Regions from separate parts of the Homo sapiens genome. Here regions 2, 3 and 4 are each linked to region 1. A link is a contact called in ENCODE Hi-C or POLR2A ChIA-PET data. All regions are on one chromosome and are shown on one strand. Each heading gives the region's core, a stretch centred on a gene start or an enhancer-like site at or near the end of the contact. The rest is flanking DNA. Distances are from core to core; before and after follow the strand shown. Region 1 overlaps DEPDC1B (DEP domain containing 1B). Region 2 overlaps DEPDC1B (DEP domain containing 1B). Region 3 overlaps PART1 (prostate androgen-regulated transcript 1). Region 4 overlaps DEPDC1B (DEP domain containing 1B).

What was found. A loop is a pair of places that touch in the nucleus more often than their neighbours do. ChIA-PET counts read pairs that join two places held with the same protein, here RNA polymerase II (POLR2A). Pooled maps may share reads with other maps.
Region 2: a map of aorta shows a loop between it and region 1 (2.8-fold over the local background). The contact joins two enhancer-like sites. A Hi-C loop is called at or near these places in 3 of 168 maps with a recorded cell type or tissue (Caco-2 and aorta), 8 of 37 single-sample maps with no recorded cell type and 7 of 50 pooled maps. POLR2A ChIA-PET finds 5 or more read pairs at or near these places in 1 of 52 experiments (RWPE1).
Region 3: a loop to region 1 is called in a map of aorta, with 3 times the contacts of the local background. The contact joins two enhancer-like sites. A Hi-C loop is called at or near these places in 4 of 168 maps with a recorded cell type or tissue (B cell, GM12878, aorta and 1 more), 20 of 37 single-sample maps with no recorded cell type and 10 of 50 pooled maps. POLR2A ChIA-PET finds 5 or more read pairs at or near these places in 1 of 52 experiments (OCI-LY7).
Region 4: a loop to region 1 is called in a pooled map, with 2.4 times the contacts of the local background. The contact joins two enhancer-like sites. A Hi-C loop is called at or near these places in 2 of 168 maps with a recorded cell type or tissue (aorta and transverse colon), 8 of 37 single-sample maps with no recorded cell type and 8 of 50 pooled maps. POLR2A ChIA-PET finds 5 or more read pairs at or near these places in 1 of 52 experiments (RWPE1).

Annotation. Positions count from the first base shown.
Region 1 is chr5:60,596,327-60,599,067 of GRCh38, reverse strand. DEPDC1B (DEP domain containing 1B) reads left to right here. Exons shown (of 11, transcript NM_018369.3): 11 at 1,154-2,156. The coding sequence ends at 1,315. Among named protein-coding and RNA genes, the nearest start is that of DEPDC1B, 100 kb to the left of the region's middle. Within about 2 kb of position 1,312, at least 3 of the 41 ENCODE cell types and tissues checked have a DNase peak (open chromatin) inside an H3K27ac peak, as active enhancers do; they include B cell and GM12878, where a contact is called at or near this core.
Region 2 is chr5:60,650,987-60,653,727 of GRCh38, reverse strand. All of the region lies in intron 2 of DEPDC1B (DEP domain containing 1B), which reads left to right. Among named protein-coding and RNA genes, the nearest start is that of DEPDC1B, 48 kb to the left of the region's middle. RefSeq lists a silencer at 1,332-1,626. Within about 2 kb of position 1,372, at least 2 of the 41 ENCODE cell types and tissues checked have a DNase peak (open chromatin) inside an H3K27ac peak, as active enhancers do.
Region 3 is chr5:60,540,110-60,542,850 of GRCh38, reverse strand. All of the region lies in intron 3 of PART1 (prostate androgen-regulated transcript 1), which reads right to left. Among named protein-coding and RNA genes, the nearest start is that of PART1, 54 kb to the right of the region's middle. Within about 2 kb of position 1,415, at least 7 of the 41 ENCODE cell types and tissues checked have a DNase peak (open chromatin) inside an H3K27ac peak, as active enhancers do; they include B cell and GM12878, where a contact is called at or near this core.
Region 4 is chr5:60,632,130-60,634,870 of GRCh38, reverse strand. All of the region lies in intron 7 of DEPDC1B (DEP domain containing 1B), which reads left to right. Among named protein-coding and RNA genes, the nearest start is that of DEPDC1B, 67 kb to the left of the region's middle. Within about 2 kb of position 1,315, at least 3 of the 41 ENCODE cell types and tissues checked have a DNase peak (open chromatin) inside an H3K27ac peak, as active enhancers do.

The DNA.
Region 1 (2,741 bases), core at 63-2,562:
GATATTCTTTATAAGCCATTTTTTCTCCTCCCTACTGTTTTTATGTTTTTTTTTTTATTTTAATAGGCTTCATGTAAATCTCATCTTCTGAGCCATAGCAGTTTTCTAAGTATATTAGTTCATACATTCTAGAAGTCTCACTGATTTACACACTTGTGGTCAGTATCCTAGATCTTTATTCTTCAGTGTAAATCTGTTACCATTGCCAAACTCTTCATTTTTGGAGCTATTCTCTAATATTTGTCCTTTGTTTTGGTATGTGGCATGATGTGAATTAGCAGAGCATCTGCTTTAATCTCAGAGAAGCTATCAGTGAGGGTGGATTTCTTTTCATGTTTTCAAAAGGCAAATCAGATGGAATTCACAGGTGTAAAATGTTTAGAGTTTAAAAGCCGTTGGTTTTAGATAGCCACTATCAAATTAGTTTCTTGCCTCAGGTATCAGTACAAGTTTTTAGTTCCTCTTATGTTAGGGAACACAGCTTAGGGTTCCAGCGAATCGTTTTTAACTCACAATATGTTACTTTTGACTATTCATAAAGGTTGATCCATGATCAGGTGAGTGGTTTTTGTTTTTAAAGACTGAACTCTACATAGTTGGATTCAGGGAACACCGTACATGTGGGATTACACACAGAGCACCAGAGTTCTGGGCTTCTGATCATATTATTCTCAGAGTAATTTTGGAGGAGAGTTTAGTGGTAAAGATCAACAGAAAGTATACTGCCTCTCTTTTAAGCTTTTCACAAAGTAATATACACCAGAATATTCCCTCTTCCATTTGAGCAGAAGCTGGTGGGGCTGAGTTGGAGAAACAGAGAAATGATGAAATGTAATTGGGCCAAAATTTTATTTAACTGTGTAGAACAGAAGTTATTTTGAAGTCAGAGTTACTTGTGAATATATAAAAAGTGAGGTCTATTTATAGTTGGCAGTGGGGGGAATTTTCAGAAACATGATTAAAAGGGGAACTTATTTGAAGCTTAGATCAAAGGAAAGATGGATTAGCTCTATAGAAATTGGAATGAAATGTTTTAACAAAAATAAACAAAAACAGGAAAATACAGGCTCAGAAACTCTTAAAATTTGGCTGCCAAATTTTATTGGCTTTTATGTGTCTTTTTTTACTCTTCTTGGACCATTCATTTTTTTAGTTTCAGAAATCCTATCCTGAAGTCTATCAAGAACGATTTCCTACACCAGAAAGTGCAGCACTTCTGTTTCCTGAAAAACCCAAACCGAAACCACAGCTGCTAATGTGGGCACTAAAGAAGCCTTTCCAACCATTTCAAAGAACTAGAAGTTTTCGAATGTAATAATACTTCCACAGCAACAGGTGCTAGAGACCACTGTTGTTGTTTTGAGTGAATGGTGGTTAGGAGAAAGACTTTGGTGGTGGAAGAAAGAAAAGCATAAAACAAAGACTACTGAAATATAGATAAAGATTGCCTTAGTTTTTAAAAATGTTTGGCCATTAGTATTTTTATAAAACTCAATGCTAGTTTTAAAGTGTATAAATTGGTTAAAATTTATGAGTCAAATATATAGTGATAATGTTAACATGTTTGTAATTGCTACAGAATTTAAGGGTATTTTTATCTCTGTGCTTTCTTTTTCATGGTGTTTATTAAATAATTGTGTATATACATCCTAGCTACTGATATCTTTATTATAGCCTTAAGACTTAATTTTAAGTCTTAAAAATAGCGTGTATACTTGAATAAGAAAGACACTGGGTACTGTTACTGTGATGCTATTGACTTAGTAGCCAATTATCATTTCTCCTGTATAAATTCCAGTTTTTATTGCTGCACATAAATTTTTTAATGTCTTATATTGTGATAGCTATGTCTTTTATTGCAGATTTATTGGATGTTATGACAGATTTTACTAAAGCTAGTGTTTTTATAACATATATATTAGTTGATGTTTACCTATAAGTGGAGTAGATTTTCATCTGCCTGCAATGGTATAATTTCAGTCTTAGCTAAAAATGGAAAGTTGAACTGGATAAATTCTTTGGGTACCCTTAGACCTCTGATTCTAAGTCAAATGCAAATGGGTTAAATAAAATGAGACTACTTCCTTTATAAATATATTTTCATCCTTTTGAAAGTAAGTGAAATGTAAATAAACTTATTTTTTTTAAAAATGCCATACCTCGTGTTTCTTTTTTGGCATTTATTTAGATCAGTTAGAGAGCATCCTCAAATGCCTTTGCCAATGGTCTTCATCAGTCATTTATTTCTATGAGAAAATGAAAAGTAAGATTTGGGCTTTTGTACTGACTGGTCTTTAGGTGAGCACTTTGCCAATTTTTTAGCATTGCTTTGTCCTTTTGTAAAATTGTGGTGCACTTGGATTATGGAGCATCTGAAAGTCTTCCTCTGAGCGCAATTACCCAGAAAGCTGAGAGCAACACCCACTAATTGGCTTACAGTACTCCTTGGACTGATTTTTCCTTGCACTTAAGATTTGCTCCTGTTCTCTTGTAGCAAAATACCTCCTACATCTGATGCAGATTTTGCTTTTAAAAATGGACCAAAGTATTCCTATTGGTTTGGGTACCACCTTACATTCCAAATACATAATGTAATGGGAGATTTTTAGTGTTTCAGGATTCATTCTCAGACTTTGGCATTCTGTTTAGAGCCAAGAATAATTCTTCTTTCTGCTCTATTTTCACTCCGAGGTAGAGTTTATTTTTCAGAATCTCTTTTCCTGTTGCTTGTCTTTGGAAGT
Region 2 (2,741 bases), core at 123-2,622, 55 kb before region 1:
AAAAATCGCAGAACATCAGAAAAACCCTTCTAGATATTGGCTTAGACAAAGACTTCATGACCAAGAACCCAAAAGTAAATGCAACAAAACAAAGACAAATAAATAAATAGATGGGACTTAATTAAACTAAAAAGCTTCTGCATAGCAAAAGAAATAATCAGCAGAGTAAACAAATAACCCACAGAGTAGGAGAAAAATGTTCACAAAGTACGCACCTGACAAAGGACTAATATCCACAATGTACGAGGAACTCAATCAAACCAGCAAGATAACAACAAACAATCCTTTCAAAAAGTGGGCTAAGGACATGAGTAGACAATTCTCAAAAAAAGATATGCGAATGGCCCACAAACACATGAAAAAATGGTCAACATTACTAACGATGAGGGAAATGCAAATCAAAACCGCAATGTGATACCACTGTACTCCTGCAAGAATGACCATTAAAAATAAAAAGATGTTGAAATGGATGTGGCAAAAAAGGAACACGTTTAGACTGCTGGTGGGAATGTAAACTAGTACAACTATGGAAAACAGTGTGGATGGAGATTCCTTAAAGAACTTAAAGTAAATCTGCCATTTGATCCAGCAATCCCACAACTGGGTATCGACCCAGAGGAAAGGAAGTCATTATACGAAAAAGACACTTGCACACACATGTTTATAGCAGCACAATTTGCAGTTGCAAAAATATGGAACCAGCCCAAATGCCCATTAATCAATGAGTGGATAAAGAAAATATGGTGTGTATAAATATACACCATAGAATACTACTCCACCATAAAAAGGAACAAAATAATGACATTTGCAGCAATCTGGATGAAATTGGAGACCATTATTCTAAGTGAAGTAACTCAGGAATAAAAAACCAAACATTGCGTGTCCTCACTTATAAGTGGGAGCTAAGCTATGAGGATGCAAAGGCATAAGAATGATATGATAGACTTTAGGGACTTGGGGAATGGGTGGGAGGGTGATGAGGGATAAAAGACTATACATTGGTTACAGTATACACTGCTCGGGTGATGGGTGCACCAAAATCTCAGAAATCATCACTGAAGAACTTATTCATGTAACCAAACACCACCTGTCCCTCAAGACTTATTGAAATAATAAATAAATAAAAAGGATTCTACAAAAAAGAAACCTTATAAACTGAGTTCCTAGCCATGATGGGATAGGGGGTTGGACAAGCCTCAGTATGTCCCTTCCTTAGTAACCTTTAACCAGATTTCTTTCCTAAGAAATAAACAGAAACCAGCTCTGGAGAACAAGAAACAGATGACTCATTGCTTTATCATCTTAAGCCAATCATCTGAGGCTGTGACTGGACTCTTCCTACTTTTTTTGCAATTTCACAATACATCCCTTGCTAAAAACTGACCACCATCTCCAGACCGGTTTTGGCTGACTGGTGGAGGATACACGGTGATGGTTTTGTGTCCTCTGCTTCATCTTTTGACATCAGTGGGCTGAAAACTCCATTTTCAGATCATGCTAATGCCACCATTTTTTGAACATGCAACCCATGAAAGGTGCATGAAGCGCAATTGCACATGTGCATATTTCTTCTTTCATAAATATTCATGACTCTTCCTTTAGCTTATTAAATATGCATATTTGGCTACCTCACTCAGCATAAATTCCTGTTCCCTTTACCCCTCCCTCAAAGTGCTTGCTCTCAGCTGCTGTTGGAGGCTTTGTTTCCCATCCTGTGGGATGGCCAGCATACAGGCTGAAACCCTTTATGAGAAATAAAGCTCTTCTTTTCAAATTTATCCACCTCATCATTCTTAAATTGGCACAATCCACACCTGGTTATTGCAGCTGTTATAAAAGAAACCAGTTGTCATTTTCATCATTCATCCTGGGAAATTTGTTCACCAGATCCACCTTTTCTAGTTTCCCTATTACCACAGGTGACAGTTGTACTGAAATTTATGCCACTGTGCAACACAGATTTTTTTCTCCACCTTCCATACTGTTTCACAACAACTTCCTTACTGTTCTTTCAACCTCTATTAAGAAGTCCATCTGAGGCCCTTCATGCATCCATTTCACTGCCCGATCCTGTTGCAGATACCACACATTTCTTTTCTAGTTATCTGTTGTGTAATAAAACTATGTCAAACTTACTGGATTAAAATAACCATTGTAGTTTTTTTTAGTTTTTTTTTTGTTTTTTTTGTTTTTTTTTTAGGTGGAGTCTCTCTCTGTTGCCCAGTCTGAAGTGGTGCAGTGGTGCAATTTCAGCTCACTGCAACCTCCGCCTCCTGGGTTCAGGCAATTCTCCTGTCTTTGCCTTCCGAGTAGCTGGAATTACAGGCACACGCCACCATGCACGGCTAATTTTTGTATTTTTAGTAGAGACGAGATTTCACGATGTTGGCCAGGCTGGTCTCGAATTCCTGACCTCAGACAATCCACCCACCCTGGTCTCCCAAAGTGCTGGGATTACAGGTGTGAGCCACTGTGCCGGCCCATTGTAGTTTTTACATAATTGTGTGGATCAGGAATTTTGGAAGGTTGCTTAGGTGGGCATCAGCTGCGGCTGCTGAGGCTAGAGAATCCACCTCCAGGAATATTTGTTTATTTGCAGATCTGGAATTTTGGTGCTCCTTTACCTCAGTTTATTTCCTTGCAGTATCTCATCTTCTAGGGCCTCTTCCTGTTGCTTAGGTATTTGACAACATGGTGGGCTCACGGTAGTCATACTTCTTATAAGATGGCTGGTTTCCAAG
Region 3 (2,741 bases), core at 166-2,665, 56 kb after region 1:
CAGAAGATGGAGAAGCTCACCTAAAAGCTCTGCCATCAGGTGTGTGGGTGGTGTTGTACTATGGTGTGGAGAGAGGAGAATGTCTCAGGAGACCAGGTAAGGGTTCCTATGATTGCAGAACCAACCAAAGAGCCTTGGAGGCACCAATGATGATGATTTTCTCTAGTTCTTCAAAAGCCAGGAACTGGGCCATATTGTTTTCTTTGAAAGAAAAGAAAAATAAGTGAAAATGCTTCACAGAATATTTTATAGCAACACACTTCTCTGGATTAATTAATAGTTTTAGAAGATGGAGGTAAAGAGCTCATCTGTATAAAGGTCTGAAGATGCACATATCATCTTGGAAAAAAAGAGGCTGTTATTCCATCATTTCCACATACACGGTTTTGTTACAAATATAATTGAAAATTCAAGTCTTTCAAAAATAGAATACATGGGTACTGGAGATTAGGTCACACATAATCAAATTCTAAATTTCTTTTCCAGCAAAGTCGTCCCTACTGAGGTCAGAGTACAAAGAAGAGGGGATGGTAGGCTAAACGCCAAATGAATGAAAAGGGAAGATTTTTCAGGCAGGGAGTCATTAGTCTTGTCACATGCTGCTGATATGAAAGGACTGACCACTGGATTGAGCAACATGAAGGCATGTGACCTCAATACAAGCTTTTTCTGTGGTTGGAATGAGATAAAAGAGAACAGGGAGAGAAGTGGAGTCACCAAGTGAGGACAACTCTTTGAAGGAGGTTTGTGGACCATTTGTTGTTATACAGAGGGAAATGCACAGGGGATTTTATGATGAGGGAACAGCTCTGTTTAAGAACTGGGTGTAATTGCTTTTGAGTCCACAGAGAGTCAAGGTTCTCTGTGATTTAATTATTCAGGAAAGAGGCTTCCTAGAAAGTTTACACTTTCTTCAAAGAAAGTCAGTTTCTCTCATTTGCATGTCTCTCATTTCTAAGTGACTTAATGAAAATTCCTTTCCCCACTAACTTGAGTTTTATATACCTTGTATGGAGTAGACATAAGAAGTGCTGGTTGGCCTGTTTTGGTGCAGGACAGGATCCCACAAAAAGAAATTTCAGCCTTGTAACCTTTCTTCCTTTGACTTTCTGTGATTAGTTTCCTTAGTGTCTGGTAACAGCTCTGGTTCCTTTGCTGTAGTGTGGTGAGCCTCATCTCTTCAAACAAATTGGTTCACAGGCTGGGGGATGGTGGGCGGGAGGGATGAAATCATTGTTTTGCTTCAATGTCGGTTCTCCCCTGAGAGGTCTTTCACAGCAAGGGAGTCTGTATTTTTAGAATTAGCATGTTCTGTTTCAATGTTGTGAACATTCATTTTAAACCTACTATATTTAGCAGAGGTTTAATTACCCAAATTGGGAAACTAGTTTTAAACCGTCACCTTCTACTTGGTTAATCAAAACAGTCCCTACCACCAGCAGGGGAGACTGGCAATTTCAGTCATACAGCCACACCTGGTGAGGGCAACTGACAAAAGCAATTCCATTGCCTGAGTTCAGCATCTTCAGCACCCATCCAGCCCTGTTGTAGCCCCTCTTTCTTTCAGTAAGACTTTCCTGCAATATACCCTCTGTGGACTAGGGCTGGGGGGATGTGTCTGCTCTGATGTCTGTGGGGAGTGTCTTTTCTTCCCACACAAAAATCGTGATTATATTTTCCAAAATAGCACTCAGGAAACAATCTCTCTGTGGCATTTACAGATATGTGAGATGTTGAGGAACTGCGGTCTGAATGATGAAATTTCTTGGATTTTTCAGCAATGTCATTTTTTCCTTCATTTACTCACTCACTTCTGGAAGGGCCAGTCTGAGAGCTGGGCTGAGGAGTCCAAGGCTGATGCAGTCATGGATGAGTCTGAGGCAGGGAGACCACTAGCAGGAGAATGGGCAGTGCCAACTGGCTTTAAAAATACTCAGATACAAATATGAATTTTGCACATCCATTTAGTCATTTGGCAAATATTTATTGATTGGTTGTGGGATAAGCCATAGAGCCTGACACTAGTTTAGTGAGAGAGATACACAGGAATAGGAAAAAAATTATCATAATAAATGCACAGCTACAGAGCGAGAGCTCTGAAGGATCATTTTATGAGTATGCGTAACAGGAACCTGATGTGATTGATCAGTGAAGCAAATTGGTGCTTGAACTGAGATCCACAGTGGTGCTTCCCAAATTTTATGTGCATATGAATATCTGGGGATCTTGTTAAATGCAGATTCCTGTGCTGCTTCTGGGGCTTGGGGAGGAGCCTAAAATTCTGCATCTCTAATAAGCTGCCATGTGATGCTGATGCTGCTGGTACCAAAGATTCTAAAGGACAAACATAACGGAAAGCAGGGGTTGGGGGAAATAAGTTTCACAGGGAGGGAACAGTTATACACAGCAAGAACATAGTCTGCATGGTGCTCTTCTGGTCCCTAACCACTGAAGCAAAGGTCAAGTAATTGTTCTACCTTCTTCCATGACTAATTGGCAGGATATATGTTCCCCTGATAGGACATTTCCCAACTTTAAGGCTGCTCTTTATGTTTACTTCAAAATTCCTTTTACCTCTTGTAAATATTGGGATTTCCATTTAAAAGGTCAGACAAAAGATATGTCTTCTACCCTTCTCCTTAGAATTTGCCAGAAAACAGGGACAGAAATATGAATTTCATATTTGATAAACCTTGAAGACTAACTCCCAAAAGATAATATTTGGAGAGGCTCTCAATGCA
Region 4 (2,741 bases), core at 66-2,565, 36 kb before region 1:
AAGGTAAGGATGTTGAATTACCTCAAAACATAATGACTGTTGCTGCCTACCAAGATTGTCAGAATAAAGTGGAGTTAGGTACTCATTAAAGGTGGAAATTTAGGGAAATGCCTAGGTATTACCTGGCTGTAACTAAATACACAAGCTATTTATTTATTTATTTTTATATTTATTTATTTATTTATTTATTTATTTTTTTGAGACAGAGTCTCACTGTGTTGCCCAGGCTGGAGTGCAGTGGCATGATCTCGGCTCACTGCAAGCTCCCTCTCCTGGGTTCACACCATTCTCCTGCCTCAGCCTCTCGAGTAGCTGGGACTACAGGCACCCACCACCATGCCCAGCTAATTTTTTGTATTTTTAGTAGAGGCGGGGTTTCACCGTGTTAGCCAGGATGGTCTCGATCTCCTAATCTCGTGATCCGCCCGCCTCGGCCTCCCAAAATGCTGGGATTACAGGCATGAGCCACTGTGCCCGGCCTATTTGTTTTTATTTTTTAAGAGCATTTGGAATGATTTATTTCCAAGATTCACGATTGCAGATAATGTATGGTCAGCAAGTGGTTGCAAAGGAAGTCTGCTGTATGTGTCTGACTTGGAAGGAAAAAACACTGATAAGACAGTGGGTTCTTTGGCTTCCTCATTCAGACCATGCATGCCAGTGCTTCTGTTTCCTCCTTCTTGGCCCTTGCTTGGTGTCTAGGCAGATTAAATTCTTAGAAGGGTACTGGTCACCCAGAGATTGCAGATGTGCAAAAGTTGGCTTTTAAAGTTTAGCGTCCCATAATTGGATTTTTCACTGCTGCAGACTCTACTGCATGCCACTCTCTGCCATTTGCCTATACCTGTCCATGGTTGCCTCTTCTGCATTTTCCTTGGTAGTAGCTTTAAGTCTCTGTCTCACACACCCAACATTGTGCTTCCTGGATTTGTGGGTATAATTTGCGAATGTAAAGGGGTGCCCTGTACTATCTATTTCTGAGGCATAGTTTCAAATAAAATGGTATTTTATAGCCTGCATTAATGTGAAATTACTTTCAATTAGGATTCTGAGTAATTTACACATAATGTTTGTAAAGTGAAGGAAAAATGTCAAGCATTTCACTAACAAATGAAAGCAAAGCTCACAAGTCTCTGCCAGAAATGAATTCCAAGAACACTTTCTTTATCATTTCTCTTTTCAGCTCACAAATCTACAGGCTGGTGATTTAGCCTGGGCAGCTCTTCAGGTCTCAGCTGGGCTCACTCCCAGGACTGCAGGCTATTGGTAGGGGCCTCCCAGGTCTGGAGGTTGGCTGGGGTGACTCAGTTCTGCTCCACATGTCTCCCTCCAGCAGGCCAACCCTGGCATGTTCTCACGGTGAAGGCAGAGCTTCTATTGGAGTACTTGCCTACAGCTACTCTTTTTTCCCAAGCCTCCAGCATAGCTTTCTTGTGTGCTTCCCAAGTCTACTTCACAGTTTCTCCACAAGAATCCAGTCATTTTACATGGAGTAGAGAGAGAGTCTTGCAGATCCTCTCCTTGGCCAGAGGAAGTCACCAGAGTAAGGAAGGAGAGAAGAGGCAAGGAAGGCAGCAGGGCCAGCTCCTCTTGTTAAAGTGTGAACACTAACTGAACAGTACCTACCATAGAGAAGGCAGGAGAGTAACTTCAGGGGTAAGGAGTCCAGGCTCTAGAGAGAAGCAGACATGGATTCCAGTCCTGGCTTCTGCACTCACTGTGGGCAAGTTATCCCCTAGCCTCAGATTCTTCAGAAGTGAAATGGCATAATGCTATTAACTATTGCCTTAAGGCCTTTGTGAAGTTCAGATACACACAAAGAGCTTGGCACAGCAGCTGGCACACAGCAGGCACTCAAGGAAATGATTGTGGTAGTACTTAGGTGAGGGCATAATGCAGGTTTTAAAAGGAATCTCCCAGCCTGTGGCTTATTCTGCTGGCGTCAGGACAAGGACAGGGACAGACATTTCCCCTGACTTCTCTTCACTTCCAGAAGTCCACTGGCAACTTGCCTCAGTCTCCTGTCCCCAACACCACCACAGCCACCTAAAATCCCAGACCTGGATGCTGCATTATCCCCACAGCTGTGGAGGTCTCCATTCCCCAGGCTGGCTTATATAAAGTGGTACCAGGGACCCAGCCTAGAGGGACCCCTGCTAGTTTGCCAGTGGTCCCTGGTGGTCACATGTCCAAGGCCCTGGGTGCTGAGCACTTCGGAGGCCATGGGCCCTTGAAGCAAGGCCTGTGCTGGGCACTGCAGAAGGCAGAGGCCAGGTCGGAGTAGCCACTGCTGTCCAGCTTTGGTCTTGTGGGGGCAGATGCACCCATGGCTCTTAGGCAGGAGCTGGATATTCTGGGCAAAGTTCCGTGTGGCCGCTGGGCCTGACTTCGCAGAGGGGGCGCTCTGGCCAGATGGGTGGAGGTTGCAGGATTTGGGGCTGAGTGGGACCAGGCTCCAATCAAGGCAGGTGGCCTGGCTTGCTGCTCAGTTTGCAGCAGCCGCCTTTCCCCAGCGTGCCTGTGGTGGTGGCATCAATGATCCTAGCACCTGGGATGATGCCTGGCAGCCGATTTGGGGTGAGGAGTGGCTTCCAGGACACGGGCATGGAGTGCTCCAGCCAAGCATTGCCATCGCCGTGGCCCTGTGTGCTCTGAGTGGCCTGGGCTGCCCCGACAGATGGCCTTTTAGTGCCCCTGGTGCCCCAGGTTCAGGCAGAGGGCACAGTGCCCAGGCATGCAGT